Linked DNA regions of Mus musculus: region 1 is linked to region 2. Evidence: chromatin loops called from intact Hi-C (ENCODE). Cell type or tissue: heart. All regions are shown on one strand.

Evidence for each region. Peaks named below come from ENCODE experiments on the same cell type or tissue, not always from the same donor. Only the 100,000 strongest peaks of a DNase experiment are listed, where the experiment ranks them.
Region 1: a loop joins it to region 2, with 7 times the contacts of the local background. A loop is called at or near these places in 2 of 42 quality-filtered maps.

Annotation. Positions count from the first base shown.
Region 1 is chr8:13,781,544-13,789,543 of GRCm38, forward strand. Cdc16 (CDC16 cell division cycle 16) reads left to right here. Exons shown (of 18, transcript NM_027276.3): 18 at 1-408. The coding sequence ends at 88. It overlaps Upf3a (UPF3 regulator of nonsense transcripts homolog A (yeast)), which reads left to right and starts at 4,072. Exons shown (of 9, transcript NM_025924.2): 1 at 4,072-4,341; 2 at 4,604-4,710; 3 at 5,822-5,928. The coding sequence starts at 4,141. Gm46032 (a long non-coding RNA gene) reads right to left here and starts at 3,513. Exons shown (of 2, transcript XR_001778519.2): 1 at 2,182-3,513. In heart, CTCF peaks have their summits at 3,998 (motif pointing left) and 4,679 (motif pointing left); DNase peaks (open chromatin) are centred at 4,058 and 4,358; H3K4me3 peaks cover 1,941 bases; H3K27ac peaks cover 1,712 bases.
Region 2 is chr8:13,406,839-13,414,838 of GRCm38, forward strand. It overlaps Grk1 (G protein-coupled receptor kinase 1), which reads left to right. Exons shown (of 7, transcript NM_011881.3): 2 at 963-1,090; 3 at 2,440-2,597; 4 at 2,977-3,060; 5 at 6,211-6,335; 6 at 7,486-7,687. Among named protein-coding and RNA genes, the nearest start is that of Grk1, 5.8 kb to the left of the region's middle. In heart, CTCF peaks have their summits at 4,967 (motif pointing right) and 6,525 (motif pointing right); a DNase peak (open chromatin) is centred at 7,323; H3K27me3 peaks cover 1,820 bases.

The DNA of each region.
Region 1 (8,000 bases), 370 kb after region 2:
CAGACCTAACTTGGAAGAGACTTTTGAAATTGAAATGAACGAAAGTGACATGATGCTAGAGACGTCTATGTCAGACCACAGCACATAGCCACAGCACTGAACCTGACAGAGGTCCAGGGCCCACCCTCATGTGCCAGAGTAGGTCAATGCTCCCCTGCAGCCTTGCTACGTCCTAAGAATTTTCCAGTTCCTGATGTGACTCCAGACTACATCTCTACATTTAGGACCAGCAGCCTGCAGTAACAGTGGGACAGCAGGCCTTGGCAACAGATGTTTTCCGATTTTCTGAACCTACAAAGTAGTTAGTTACGTGTAGCAGAATAAAGAAGGTCAACTATTCGTTATCTTTTTCATTGTGTCTTTTTCAATAAATTTATATTTGGGAATAACTAGAAGTTTCCAAGCTGGTAGAGTGTCTCTGTTACCTTTCTGTTGCTATGATAACATTCTATGACCAAGGCAGCCATTGAAGAAAGAGTTCAGATTGATTGTGCTGGAGAAGCAGTGCAGCAGGCAGGCATGGCAGCTGCAAGGGGAGCAAGGACAGTTACTCCCAAAGCCTTCCCAGTGACACATTCCTCCAACAGTGACAGCATCTGGGGACCACTCACTACCACACAGTTTGTCTGCCCCTTATCTGGTGTGTCCCATTGTTAACATACTGTTACCATAGGACATGTGTACTGGCTAAAACACTCTGATTGGTATGTTGCTCATAACTCCAGTTTTCCCCAAGGTTCACTCCCTATTCCAAGCACTCTGGAGGCAGAGGCAAGTGGATCTTTGAGTTCGGGCCAGGCTGGTCTGTGTAAGGAATTCCAGGCTAGCCAAGATAATATAATGAGACTATCTTTAAAAATAAAGAGGGCTGATGAAATGGCTCGAGTAAGTAAAGGCACTTGCTTCCAAGACTGACTGGGTGAGTTCAGTCCTTGGGACTCATGGTGGAAAGAGCTGCTTCCTGTGGCTGTCTGACCTCTACATGCTCACCAATGTGTGACCACACACAGAATCAATATGTAATGCCTCTAAGTTTGACTCTTATTTTGTCTGACCGTGAGATCCAGGTCTCTTAGCTGTTTACAAGAACATTTTTTCCTTACTTTCAACTTCTTTTAGCTATAAAACACATCTCTGTTGCTACCCCAGGCTAGCCAGCCCACAAGCTTCTGGAGGGCCTGTTTCCAGGTCCTATCTTCCATACAAACACTGGGAGAGCAGATGAGCTGTTCCAGTTTTTTAGTTCCACAGCTTCTGTTTCATTTCTTTTACAAGAATTAAACGAGAAACAGCCATAGGCATTCAAAAGCAATTACTTCCTGTCGCTTCCTGTTGATGGATATCATCCCTAGTGACTGGTTCTCTGTGGTTTCCATTAGCCCTTTGAACATACTTGTGTGTCTTCCATTCGTGAATCCAGAGAGCTCTTGGGTGGGTGCAGCATGCATGTGACCTGCCAGGAGCTCAGAGCGGGCTAACTAATTACCACTACATAATTGATATGGCTGTTTGGCATCTCTGACTAGTAATTTTGTCTGGCCTTCCTCAGTTTTGCCCAGTCTTTTCCCTGCTATGTTAGCCATATTTTTCCAGCTTTCTTTCTATCCTTGTAATATTATGTTGAGAAATGCATACCTTGACTACCTATTTATTTTAATAAATTTAATTTTCATTGAAAATATTTTTTTTATATATTTTGAACATAGTTTCCCTAAAGCATTCTCAGCTTGCTTGTTTATACAACCCAGGACCACCTGCCCAGGGATGGCACTGCCCACAGATGGTTGAACCCTTCCACATCAGTCATTAATCAGAAACCTGCCCTGTGGGTCAGTCTGATGGAAACTAGTCCAGGTGACTAGTTTGTTTCAAGTTCACAAAAACTAACCAACTGGGGTGACCTCTTAACTTGACACATACATCACCATTAAACAGTAACCTTTCCTTGTTTATCATCAAGATGTTAATACAACAATATAAAGTATAACCTTCAAAGTTTCCATCTTTAAAAACTTGTTAAAGTTCAGTGACACTAACAATATCCAGTCTTGTAACTATAGTCTCAGAATCAAGTAGTTATTCCAAGAGGGAAGAAAGAACCAAAGCACAGTTAAAAGTGGATCAAAACAAAAGCAAAATCCAGTAATGTAAATAATTTATAATCTAATGTCTGGGACTTACTCATGATCTTCCGGGCTCCAGGGGACTTGGGCAGCTCCATGTCTCAGGCTGGCTCTGCCATCCACAACTCACAGCTTGTCTGGTAGGCTTAAGTAGGCTCCACTCCTCACCTGACATGGTCCTGCAGTCCTAGCATCTCCAGCATGCTGGAGTTTCTACTGCCTCTCCTGGCTCTTTCCAGTTTCAATCTCAGCTCATTTCTGTGACCTCTTAAATCTTGCAGCGTTCATGCCTACACAATCAGTTCCACTATGTGGGGTACACATTACCAAGTCAGGTTTCCTGCTTGAGATAGCCTTGACTGCATCTGGACTGCAGTGTCTGTGTGCTGACCTTTAGGAAGTATATCCAGAAAATTGCACTTTGATGATGCTGGTCTTATTAATCACAACTGATTCTTCATCCCCAGCTAACCATCATTATTTGTCCCAATAAAGGTAGATTCTTAATCCAAATATCACAAGAACATCCCTGGTATCCCTCTGATACTTCATAATGTCTCTCTTCTTTCAATGGTATCTTTCATGTTTCCACAACTCATTACACTCTGAACACTGACCAAAAGCAACTTGTGGGAGGAAGAGATTTAGTTCCTCTTCTAGCTCTCTGGTCACATCCCTCAGTGAGGGAAATCAGAGAAGAAATTCAAGTAGGAGTTTGGAGGCAAGAACTAGCAGGGCCACAGAGAATGCTTATTGGCTTTATTACAAGCAAGGTCCAACTGCTGTGGGACCCTTTCACGTCCATTAGTCAAGAAACTGTTCCACAGGCCAATCTGATGAAAATAATGCCTCAACTCTTTCCTCTTCACAACCAAGTGACTATTTTGAGTCAAGCTGACATAAACTAACCAGCAGTTTGCCAGACAGGTGAAAGGGTGTTGGGTCAGGCACACAGGAGGACAGTCAATGGCTTTATCTTTAAGGGGGCAAAAGCCAGCCCGAGATAATTTTGGCTCCAAGCTTGTAATGTTCCAACTTTCTTCCATTGTGAAGTTACTATCCATCGACCTTGTACTATCTTAACAACTGGGTATGGGTTGGTTTTTCCTGACAACTCGTCGTCCACATTTTTATCAGCCTCTCACACGTGTGTTTTCTTCCTAATAAAGGTTAAGAGGCTATCAGAACTTCTGGTCAGTGTAACTGGTTATTCCAAACTGAGCTGGTTCAAGTGATGGGCTCAGTCCTAGCTTTCTTTGCAACACGAAATACTGGAAAACCGCTCTTGCCCAGGCTTTTATAGAACTCTCGATGTTTGAGGCCTGTTTGACGCAGACCTAAACGGTTTTGAGTCTTTGGCTTATTTAAAACGTCACATTTCAGGAGTGCCACGATCGATTTCTGAAAATCTCTCATTCTCCTTTACCATTAACGTAGGGAGAATGGTGCTATACATCATTGAGCACATGGGAAAACTGTATTGTTCGTATATCTGCTACAAATAAAATAAAAATAAAAAGCCAGACGCCTTTAATCCCAGGAGGCAGAGGATCTCTGAGCTCCAGGAGAGCCAGGTCTACAGAGTGAGTTCCAGGACAATCAAGGCTACACAAAGCCCTGTCTCAACAGAGAAAACGTGTAGGAGGGAGGCGGAGGGCAGAGTGGGGCGAGGAGAGCGACGGGTTTACTTTCGGTACTGTCCCAGTGACTCCGGGTGGACCGGGGGCTCCCAGTCCCCACCGCAGGTCAGCAGCGCACGGGACGTCCGGAGTGAGCATCTGCTCTCCGCGTGGCTGGCAGCACCGATCTCCTTCACCGTCGCCGCCGTTCTAGGACGTCCGCTGTCTTTTAAAAACTGCCGCGCTGCCCCCTACAGGCGCGGGCCAGCATTGGCACCGCCCCTTCCCTGTCAGGGCCGGGGAGGGGACACTGAACACCGAATTCCAAGGGAGGGGCTGCCTAGTCCTCGCGAGGCTTCGTTCTCGCGGAGGTGGCGGCGGCCGGCCGGCCGGTGGGGATGCGCTCGGAAGAGGGGGCCGGAGGCTTAGGCGCAGCCCTGGCTGCGCGGGGCCCGAGCTGGAGGGAGAAACTATCGAGCTCAGAGACCCACTGCCGCCGCGAGTCACCGCGGAAGGAGTCGGCGGCGCCTCCGGCCCCGACCCTAAGTGAGAGCGGGGCCGGCAAGCCTCGCGAGGAGAAGAGGACAGCCCTGAGCAAGGTGGGGGCGGGGCCCGCAAGTCTCGCGAGAGGACGGCTTCTAAGCCCCCCGGTGGGCGGGGCTTGGGGAGGGCGGGGCGGGTTGTTCATCTCAGGGGCGGAGCCTAGTCTCCGAAGTGATGCGGGCTGTTGCGAGCAGTCTGGACTAGGATTAGCGAGTCGGGGTGGAGCTGGGGAGCCGCGGTCCCCCGAGCTCCGGGGAACCTCAGGCTGAGTGGGCGTGGCGGGCGGCAGCACCTGAGTGAACGCAATGGTCATCCCAGGTGGTCCTCCGGCGTCTGCCCCCGGGCCTCACCAAAGAGCAGCTGGAAGAGCAACTGCGCCCCCTGCCGGCGCACGATTACTTCGAGGTGGTGGCTGCGGACCTCAGGTGAGGGCTGCTGCGGGACACCCACTGGTGAAGGATGGAGGACCCCGCGGGCGCTCGCAGTTGCAGTCCCCTCCCAGCTGTCAGTGCACGCCCACGTTAGGAGCGGGCAAGTCACCTCGTCAGCCCGTTACCATGCCTTCCTCGGCGTAGCTTTTAATAAACTGTATGATGAGCAAAACCGGACTGCATCCCTTACACACGTTGAGTCTGGAGTGTTTTCCCTAGTGAGGGACCAGTAACTGAGCCCTGAGAAGTGGAATCTCTCATTGCTTGCACCACCACCCAGCCAGAAGGTTCCCTGCCTGTGGGGATGCGAGCAACGCAGGGCTGACCTAAGCAGCAGATGTCAGTGCCACAGGAATTCGTGGGTTTTCCACGATACTTATTTTTATATCCTTTTATGGTATTCTTTCTCATTTGTGTCATATACGCTTTCCTTTGGGATACCAATTTTGTTTTGTTATTTTTTTTAAAGTCTATTCTAATAAAAATATGAATAATTAAATGGGTATCCTTTGAAAAACCACAGGTGGTTTTCAGGTGGCTGAAGTTTAGAAAAATGGCTAAAAGAACAGTGTGCAATTACTCGGTGTGCAATTCCGGTCCCAGCTTGTAACTTGCACCCTCTGTACGAACAACAGATTTCTCTAAACTTCTGTATTCTTTGTGAAATGGAATGGAATCGTTCCTACCTGTGAAAAGAGTTGTGTGTGAGACGGGGAGAATGATTTAGTTTTTCCTTGGTACGTGGTCTGACACCCATTCAAAATACAGCATGTCATCCATGAAGGAGCCTAGACAAGTCTCGTTCTTGTTCAGATGTACCAGAAATGGCTCTAAAAGTACCCATGGCATGGTGACTTCTGGAGTCTAGTATTTTACCCTTGGCTCTGTACAGAAGAGGCGGTCCTGGATAATTAAGGCTTCAGTTAATGGTTGCTTTATCTTCGGGGTGTTTTGTTTTGTTTTGTTTTTTTGCTAAGGAATATCCAAATTGTTAAAATTTACTGAGACGTGATTCTCGGGCATGAAAAAGTATTTGCTTATTCATAGGAGATAAGGCAGAATCAAGGGCCGTCCGTTTTACTAACCACTGTTGCCTCGGTTTCAGCCTTTATCCTCATGTCTACTCCAGAGCATACATTAATTTTAGGAACCCTGATGACATCCTGCTGTTCAGAGACCGTTTTGACGGCTATATCTTCATTGGCAATAAAGGTCAGTGAGTTTCAGTTAACTTCTCACAGCTAAAATAAGGTCATAAACTCTTACTGTCACGTCATGTGCTGACGGAGCTTATAAACTAAAGCATCCCAGACCTTCCATGAGATAAGAACGGGAGGGATCGTGACCTTGCTGGGGAGTAAGTTCTCACAGGCTCCTTTTCCCAATAAATGAACCTTGTGTTCCAAAACTAAGTTATCTTACGATGTTTGATGAAAGTTTTCTGGGCTATATCATACACTTATATTTAGGCCAGGGATCCAGAGCACTGGCCATGATTGCCATTTCTTGAAAGCGTGGTGGAGGGGCGTATGGTCATGAATATCAGGCATGGAGCCTGTGGCGCAGTCTCCCCTTCAGGGACTCTGCTCCTGAACTTTCTGGATCCGTTTCTTACGTTCCTCCTTCCCCGTCCTGTCCGACTGTCCTGTGTTAGATTTTCTGCTTTTAAGGTTTGTAAACATTCTGTAGGAAGTGCTTTCTGCCCTCCCCATCCATCAGTTTCCATCCATCCCCCTCCCCCAACTGAACGGTGTTCCTTCTCCGTCAGGGCAACAATCAGAAGATCAGGTTGTAGTTTCTGTGAATGTCACGCAAGTTTAGTGCTCAGGCCATTTGGCGTTCTAGTTCATTGCTAACTACTTTATTCAGATGGTCTTTTTTTTTTTTTATTGGTAAAATATACATAACAGAAATCACCTTCCCCTCCTTCTTGAGATGGACTCTGTTTCTTAGGTCAGGCTGGCCTTAAACCGCAGTGGTTAATTCTCCTGCCTCCTGAGGAACTCGTGGGTCCTTCCTTCTTTCTTTCTTTCTTTTGTGTGTGTTTTTGTGTGTGGTTCAGAATTATTAAAATTATTCACTTTATACAACCAGTTACCCAGAGTCCCTAATTGTTATATAACTAAAACTTTATTAATTAAACACTAGTGCTGGACCCTCCACCTTCTCCTCCCTCCAACTCATTCCATTTTCTCTCTCTATGAATGTTATTACTCTGCATGCCCTGTATTAGCAGAGCCACACTTTCTGTCTTCTTGGCTAGCTTCTCACTTAGCATAGCGGCCTCCAGATTCTCGAGTGTCCTAACTGCCCAATTCCCTCCCTCTCAAAGCTGGAGAATATTCCCATAGGAGTGTTTGTCCATTTTACCTATCCATTCGTATGTCAGTTGTTAGACACTTGACTTGTTACAAGCTTTAGCCGAGGTAAACTCCCCTGGATATGCAGATGTGTCTCAGAGACCCTGTTTTCAGATTGGATATCAACCCAGAGGGAGACTTGGGGGTCAGGTGGTAGCGCAGTGCTCACAGCACAGACACCATCATGCGTTCCCAGCGACAGCAATGTACGAAAGCTACGACTGCTCCTCGTCCTCTCTAACGCGCTCTGTTTTGAGTTTTCATTGAAGTTGTTTGGTATCACATTGTAGTAGCTGGCCTCGTGGGCTCAAGAGTAAGAGCTCTCCTGGGATTCTTTTCTCTTGGGGATAGGAATTGTTCTTTGTTTTATTTTTGTTGTTGCTTTGATTTGGGTTAGATTGAGTTAACTTGAGTTTTGAGATCGTATCAGTAGAGTATCCCAGGTTTACCTTAACTTGAGTTCTTCCTGCCTCAGCCTCTCAAGTATTGGGATTATAGGTTATATACTAACTAATATACCCAAACTTTTTGTGGTTTAATTTTGTATTATCCAAAAAATTTGCAATTAAACATCTTTTTATATTGCTGTTTGGCCATATGTAGACCAACTCTGAAGAGATATCACTGAAGTTCTTTGCCACTTTTTTTTCAATTAAAAATTTTTATTTTCAGTAGCTAGAGAGATGGCTCAACAGTTAAGAGCATTAGCTGCTCTTCCAGAGGTCCTGAGTTCAATTCGCAGCAACCACATGGTGGCTCACAACCATCTGTAAAGGGATCCAATGACCTCTTCTGCTACACAGGTATACATGCAGATGTTGCACTCATGTACACTAAATAAATCTTTTTAAAGAAACTTATTTTTGCTGAGGGTGATTAAAACATGCTTTTAATCCCAGCACTTGGGAGGCAGAGGCAGGCGGA
Region 2 (8,000 bases):
CCCCCTGCCTCTGCCTCCTGAGTGCTGGGATTAAAGGCGTGCGCCACCACGGCCCTGCTGAAGGTATATTTTTAGAAAATAGGGCCTTTTAGAAAAAAGGCCATGGTGACTGATTTTGTTTTGAATTTGGAACTATTCATAAAATTGGAAAATGATTTAGCTTTTTCATTTTTATTTAAAGTATCTCAATTAGGGGCTGGAGAAATGGCACAGTGGTTTAGAGCACTGACTGCTCTCCCAGAGGTCCTGAGTTCAATTCCCAGCAACCACATGGTAGCTCACAACCACCTGTAATGGGATCCAATGCCCTCTTCGGGTGTGTCTGAAGACAGCTAAAGTGTACTCACATACGTAAAATAAATAAATTAAAAATAAAGTATCTCAATTAAAAGGGACAAAACTGCATACTTAAAAAAAATAGCACCTTTAAGCTTGTGTATGGTCTCACACACCTTTAGAGGTAGAGGTGGTGGCTGGGCTTGTATGAGTACTGAACTCACACTGGGCCCACATGGAGAGTTCTAGGAGAGCCAGGGCTACACAGTGAGCCCATGTCTCAAAATGACAAACACACAAATAACTGCAGCTTTCTGGAACTGTAATTGGAGTTCTGGGCCACCCACACAGACCTGTAACCCCATATAACACTTTTCAGACTTTAGTATCCCCAGGGGACATGACCTGCGGTTCTCACATAAAGCAGGCTCTCCTGGAAGGTCAGGCTGCATTGGGAGCTGTCTGGATGCAAGCAAGAACTGGATGGTGGGGCTATGGTCGTGCAGGGGAGGGGAGGGTGGACAGGGCAGTGACAGAGATGTCCCAGTCAATGCCAAGGCTATGTCCCTGAGTGAATGCGTAGCAGATTTCAGACAGATTGCAAGCCTGTCCCGCGCTGTGCCCAGCATGCAGGCTGCTCTCCACAGTGTATTCCCGAGGACTGAAGATCACAACTCTGCTTCCAGGGCGCCATTGTTGAGAAGAGGATTCTGACTAAAGTACACAGCAGGTTCATTGTGTCTCTGGCCTATGCGTTCGAGACCAAGACGGACCTCTGTCTGGTGATGACCATCATGAACGGAGGTGACGTGAGGTAAAGGTGTCCGGACTTGGGACTGCTTTCAACTAGGGTTCACGTCTGGTGGGGTCCAGGACTTGGGGTTTGCCTGTCATTGTACACGCTTACGACTCTCCGTGATTACTGGGGACAGGCGACAGAGGGCATGTGATGTCGTAGATAGCTGTGGTGGGATACTGTAAGTCGAGAGGGCTAAGAAGTGAACATTAACAATTCCATCGGTGTCCAATGCTATAGGTCTAGAGAGCTGGATGATTGTCTAGAGGCTTGCCTAGAGTAGGAGGGTACCCACTCTGATGGCGCCTGGGCTAGCCACGCCTCACGGTGCTCAGAGGTTGGTCCTGCATTCTTAGGGATGTTAGGTTAATGGCTTTCTTTGGCTGGGTGACTTCACCACTCTTAGCTCAGTTTCCTGTTCTGTAAAATAGAGACAAACAATAGTGACCAAGTCAGTGTCAGGAGGATGAGGAGGTGAGTCCCTGGAGTAGCTGACACACATGGTTAGCTCCATGAGACCCCTGGGTACCTAGTACACAAGGCTTACACAGTGAGACCCTGGGGTGCCTTGGGAATGCAGAGTGCTACTAAAGGGAGCTGTAACTTGCAAATCCCTGTGTCTCTCAGCTCACTGCCACCCCAGCAAAGCCAACTGCCTTTTCTTCAGATGAATAACGTTAGGTCTAGATAACCCATCTTTGAGAAGGGGAAGAGGCCTGTAAGGAATGCTGAGGCATTATTGCAAGTTCTGTCCCCACCCCCTTCCCAGGGACCCTCTGATTTTCTTCCAAACCCCTAGTCTGCAGCCTCTCTCCCGCCTCCCCCACCCGCCTTCAACACAGCTTAGGCCATTCACAGCTTCTGGCTATGGGCTTCGTTTCCCTGTAAAGGGTTGAGGCAGCAAGTGTACAGTAGAATACAAAAATGGACGCACTCCAGGGTCCTGCGGAAAAGGGCCGGGAAGGAAATGCTACTGTCAAACCCATCCAGGGGTTCAGAGTCTGGTGGAGCAGACAACAGGTATACTCAGAGATTTGGGGGTTGCTTGTGCTTTAAAAAAACTGGGGGGTGACTCTCCTCTCTTGGCTCTGTCTTGTCACTGCCATGGAGTCAGAGGAAGGAGGTGTCAGGTGACAAGCTTCTATGTCCTTTTAACCATTGTCTCTCAATCAGTTATGGGTAAGGTGGCATCTGAGGCCACTAGCCTTGGGCTTCTCCAGGGAAGCATTGATGCCTGGTCCCAAGGGGACCACGCTATGCTGATACATGTGTGTATGTGTGTGTGCGCTAAGATCCAGGCTCTCTGTTTCTGCATTTTACTGCCCTTAAAACCCGTGTGCATGCCTCCCATGGTGTTCTACCCCCAGGTACCACATCTACAATGTGGATGAGGATAACCCCGGCTTCTCAGAACCACGGGCCATCTATTACACAGCACAGATCATCAGTGGCCTGGAGCACCTGCATCAGAGACGCATTGTCTACCGTGACCTCAAGCCAGAGAATGTGCTATTGGACAATGATGGTGAGCCCGTGGGGTGGATGCAGGTTACGGTGGCTTTGGAGGGCCCAAAGTATGGTTTCTTCAGCCTCGTTGAAAGTCACTGAAGGAGGGCTTAGTAGTATTAGGGCATAAAGGACAGTGGTGTAAGCTATATGTGTATGTATGTATGTATGTGCATATGCATATAGGTGTGCATGCATGTATGTGTAAGGTATATGTGGTATGCCTACTATGTGTATGATACATCTTTGTGGGAAATGGATATGCGTGTATAGAGTGTGGTATGTATGTACATATAGCATGTGTTTTGCTGTTGTGCCGGGGAACACTGCTAAGCCCTGGTCACCTGGTACCTCTGTTCTATGGAATATGTGTAAACTCAGCTTGTCTCAACTTTTAGGCAATATCCGAATTTCTGACCTTGGACTGGCTGTGGAGCTGAAGGAAGGGCAGAATAAGACCAAGGGCTACGCAGGGACCCCAGGTAAGGTCTGAGCGTTGGGGGAGGGGGCTGAGAAGGCTTGGCATCCAAGAAGAGGCCTTGGGGTCATCCTCTCTCCCAGAACTTGAGGCAGCAGGAGTAGGCTTGGCATCCAAGAAGAGGCCTTGGGGTCATCCTCTCTCCCAGAACTTGAGGCAGCAGGAGCCTCGAGACCTAAGTGGTGACAGAGTGGGGGTTGTGAAGCAGGGCTCCTTATCCTCTAGAGCAAACAGTAGCAATCAGGTTCTACTCAGCAGCTCAAGAACTGTTTATTCCCTTCAAGGACAGGCCCTCCCCGGCCTTAACAGTCTCACTAGCTTGTCAGAGCTGCCTCCCTGGTACCTTGATGGGCAGAGAGAGCACAGAGAGTGGTGTCCTGTGCATTGGCAGATGAGTTTGCCTGGGGTATCTTATGGAAGAGCTGGACCCAAGGACTTATTGTGTAGGTCACACCGCAGTGCACAGGGGACAGAGGCTTTCCTCAGCCAGCTCTTGCTAGGCTTTAGCACAACTCTGGTAGGTAGCCACTCACAGGCAGGCTATGCGCATGTGTTATCTTTCTGTGGGCATGCATACCCGTGTGCACACATTCCTACATGTGTGCTTGCTCTCATGTGGTGTGCACAGTTGTATGTCTTGTAGGTGTGACTGAGTATGCACACGGGGGGGGGTCTTTATGTGTAAGCCCATGCGTGGATATGCACGAGCCTGTATGTGCATGTGCACCTGTGCACATATGTGCATCTGCACGTATCTGTACATGTATGTAGGCACACAGCTCCCTCTGTGTGAAGCATGCATGTATGTGTATGAAGGTACCTCTCAGTATGCATGCACCCATGACAGTCTCTGTGTGCACACATGCAAATACGTGTGTGCATCTTCACAAATGTGTCTTTGTGTATGTACATGTCTATAAGCACATCTGTATATGTGCTATTTCATGCATATATATATATATATATATATGTATGTATGTGTGTGTGTGTGTGTGTGTATACCTATGTGTGAATGTGTACAGGCACCTCTGTGTGTATGCTTAGTACACGTATCTGTGCACACATGGGCATGCGTCTCTGTGTGTATAGGTTTTGTGTACACCACTCTTGAACACATATGAGTGACTGTAGATGTATCTGTGTCTAAGTGTACATACACATGCAGACCTGTGTGTTCTTCTGCCTTCGTCCCCCTCAGAGGAAGGGTGAGAGGCAGCACGCATAGAGGAAAGCAGAGACTCGAGTCAGCTGGAGCAGGTGCGAGGTCCAGGCCCATACTTCCTGGCTCTGTGACCTCAGATGGTGTCCTTAGTCTGTCAGAGTCTTTGGCTTTAACACTTACCACATGGGCGTATGAGGCTGTGACGTGACCATTGCATACCCGGCATTTGCATGCTTTAGATATCTGCACTTGAGTCTCCCTTTCTCCATATTCTGGATGGTCTTGTATTCAGGCTGAGTTCTGACAGGACTTCTTAGATGTGTATCTTCTTCCCTGGGCTATCTGGGATGTAAACAGAGTGGCGACAGGATCCTGCTTTGTGCCTTAGGTACCATCTGAGAGTGTCCCTGATGCCATGGTGGGTAGAGAGACAAGAACGTTCCCCTTCGACTTTGGAGTAGGACAAATCCATACTGACCCCCGGGCGGTGGTGCTTGTCTAGCCTTGGTAGCTGGTTGGTGGGTGCTGAGGGCTCTGTGCAGGCACGGGGTGAAGGAGATCTGAGAAAAGGATTCTGGAAACAGCTTGGCTTGAAGCCACTGCACAGCCTCGTGAAGACATGGCTGTGCTTTCTTTCATGAGATAGCTCAAACTTTACTTGGATCTCCTCAGTTCACTACAAGTCCCGGATTTGCTGGAGCAAGATTTAAAGAACCTCAAGACTAGAACTGGTCCCTTTCTGGACTGCTGGCCCAGCTTGGCCAGTAGAGGGCGCCATTGCTTGCCTAATCTTTACCTTCCTGAGCTTACTGAGATGCAGTGGCAACCCTACCTCGTAAATCCTTTGCCTGGGACCACAGTGTAAATCCTGACCGCAGTGTAGGCTCTGGAAATGCTGAGTTAGGGTGCAAACTAGAAGCTTGCATTCCAGGAGACAATGAGACAAGAAACACACTTGCTCCCTCATCCAGTGACCCATGGGTGCTGGCTCTGGAACAACAATATTCTTTGTAAAAACCCAAAACATGAAGGCAAAGGGTGGCATGGTCAGAGTATAGTCTGACACTACCGGGGGTGGCACTGGGTGGACACTGGTGGCATCCTGAAGTGGAGAGGTGGTGCGCGTGGCTCCGGAAAGGGATGCTGGACAATTCACCTTCCAGAAGGGCTAGGAGTGCAGGAGCAATTCCATGGCCTGTTACATGGGGCGGAGAAGCCAACAGAATGGGCGGGAGGAGATGGTCTATACACTGGGTTGCAGACGCTGGGTACTAATATGTGTGGTGGGTTGTAAGGGGTTGAGATTTTCATGAAAATGGTCTGGTTGTGAGCAGGCAGCTAGGAGGACCAGGGAGGCCACGCTTGTGGAGAAGGCCACACAGTGGCTATGCTATCAGGTGCTGTTCTTTGAGTGCATTCAGCTATAGCTTCACTGTAGGTAATAAAAGAAGGTTCAAGGAACAAAGTGACTGAGGACAGCATAGGACTGTGACCCCATCACCCGTGTTCCTCAGGCTTTGGCCACAGCGCCTGGGTCACTGGGCTCACTCTGGATTACAGGACACAGAGCTCACGTCTGTATCCTTATAAGAGGAGAGTGAGAAGGTCCCAGCAGCATCTGTCACGTTCGTCTAACCCAGGAGTCACACACAGCATAAGCACACTGTCCTGAATCTGAGTGGAGGCTTCATATCCCACATTAGTGAGATTCCTGACCCCGGCAATTCTGCTCCTAGGAATCTTTGGCTAGGCTGGAAGACGTTTTTGGTTGTTAGCACTGTGGGCATCCAGTGGGTAGTGGCCAGGGTAATGCTCAATGTCCTGAAATGACAACAAAGAGGTTTTTGGCCTCCAAGTCACTGGTGGGGAGACCACTCACTCCCCTGGGGGTAGGGTATCACTAGAGCCTCAGTAGGGCTGTGAGTACTGGGTAGGAGCCACGCTGTGGGAAAGCAGGTGCATCTATGAACCTACATATGTTCGTGGCGGCAGGTTTCATGGCCCCTGAGCTCCTGCGAGGTGAAGAATACGACTTCTCTGTGGACTACTTTGCCCTGGGGGTCACATTGTACGAGATGATCGCAGCCAGAGGACCCTTCCGAGCCCGAGGAGAGAAGGTAGGTGCCGTCTGGCAGGAACCCCTGAAAGGGTCCATTCTGGGGCAGACATGGATGGGTTGGGTTGTGCCAAGGACTATATAAGGAGCACAGGCTCTGGGTTCCTGGTCCTGCAGGATATTCTGTCCCAAAGCCTGCCTGTTCTTGAGACCTGAGAGTAGAGCTGTTGGAAGATTCTAACTGTCTTTGCACACCACGGCCAGCAGGTGGCAGAGCAAACATGCTCTAGCTGAGACTGGACCTCTCTCCCTGGTTTGACAGTGGCTTCTATCATTAGGTCCTTTTGGTGCTGACTTCACAAGGAGGCCACTGCCGGGTCCCTAGCTAGCAGTGGCCACCAGGACATTGCTCTTGGGGCCTCGGACAACCACCCTATATAGTTTCTCTGCTCTTCATTTCTGTTTACACACAGAGGTTGGTCTGGGCCAGAAGCTATTTTATGTCCCAGTAGGGACAGTGTCCACCTACTTGTGGCTACCTTGACCTCGCCTGAGCTTACAGCTCTATGTTGTCATGTGATCCTGGCCAAACGTGGAGAAGTGTCTGAGTCTCACAGGCCTCCACAGTGACAGACCTTAGTTAGGCCTGTGTGCGTGAACATTCGTTCAGGTTCCACATGCTGCGTTTGTTCTGCCTGTGCCTGCCAGAGAGATGATGAGCACCGGCTTTGCTATGGGGGATGCCTGGGGAGCAAGCCACACTGTCTTCGTCATACACTTTAGGTGTGGGGAGCTTTGTTTAGGAGACTCCACCAAAGCTGACCAGAAGTAAGGCAAGCCTATTTCTTAGGCTTCTCATGGTTTTGTAACACCATGCTCAGTCAAGCTCTCAGGCAACAACGTTCGCTTCTGGTCATAGTCTGTGCAGTGGCTGTCCAGCTGTGTAAACATGTGGATAAGTCAACCGGCACCACCCTTTAAAACAGCTGGAGAGTGTGGCTGGAGACTTCACTTTTTGACTTTGTTTCTCCGTCCTGAGATGGGAGCCTTTCAAAGCCAAGCCACCTGGGAGGGGCCCACCGGATGACATTGGCCACGCCCACCGGTCACGCCCACTGCCCACACCCACCCCAGTGAGGGTGAGCACCAAGTCCTAAGGCTTGAGGCTTGGCCAGGGCTCAAGTGAAGTGGTGCATTTACCTACCGTGCAGGTAGAGAACAAGGAGCTTAAGCAACGTATCATCTCAGAGCCTGTGAAGTACCCAGAGAAGTTCAGCCAGGCCAGCAAGGACTTCTGTGAGCAGCTGTTGGAGAAGGACCCGGAGAAGCGCCTGGGCTTCCGGGATGGAACCTGTGATGCGCTTCGGGCAAACGTCCTCTTCAAAGATATCAGCTGGAGGCAGCTCGAAGCCGGTATGGGTGTTACCATAAGCCTGAGAGGGCACAGGGACCCCTGATGGCATATGTTATCCATGCGGTCGGGCAGACTGAAGTCAGGTGGGAAACGTGGCTGACAAGCTAGTGTGGAAGCTCTGAGCCTGCTTCATAGTATTTTCCTTATATTCATCCTTGAAAATGCACGTGCATATACACTTTCAGGGATACACAGGCACACATGCGTGTGCACACACCCATGCATGTACCATGCCACATCACACACAGACACTAGATGGACCTACAGGCATGCACAGGCCAGTGCATATACACATGAGGATGTATACATGCA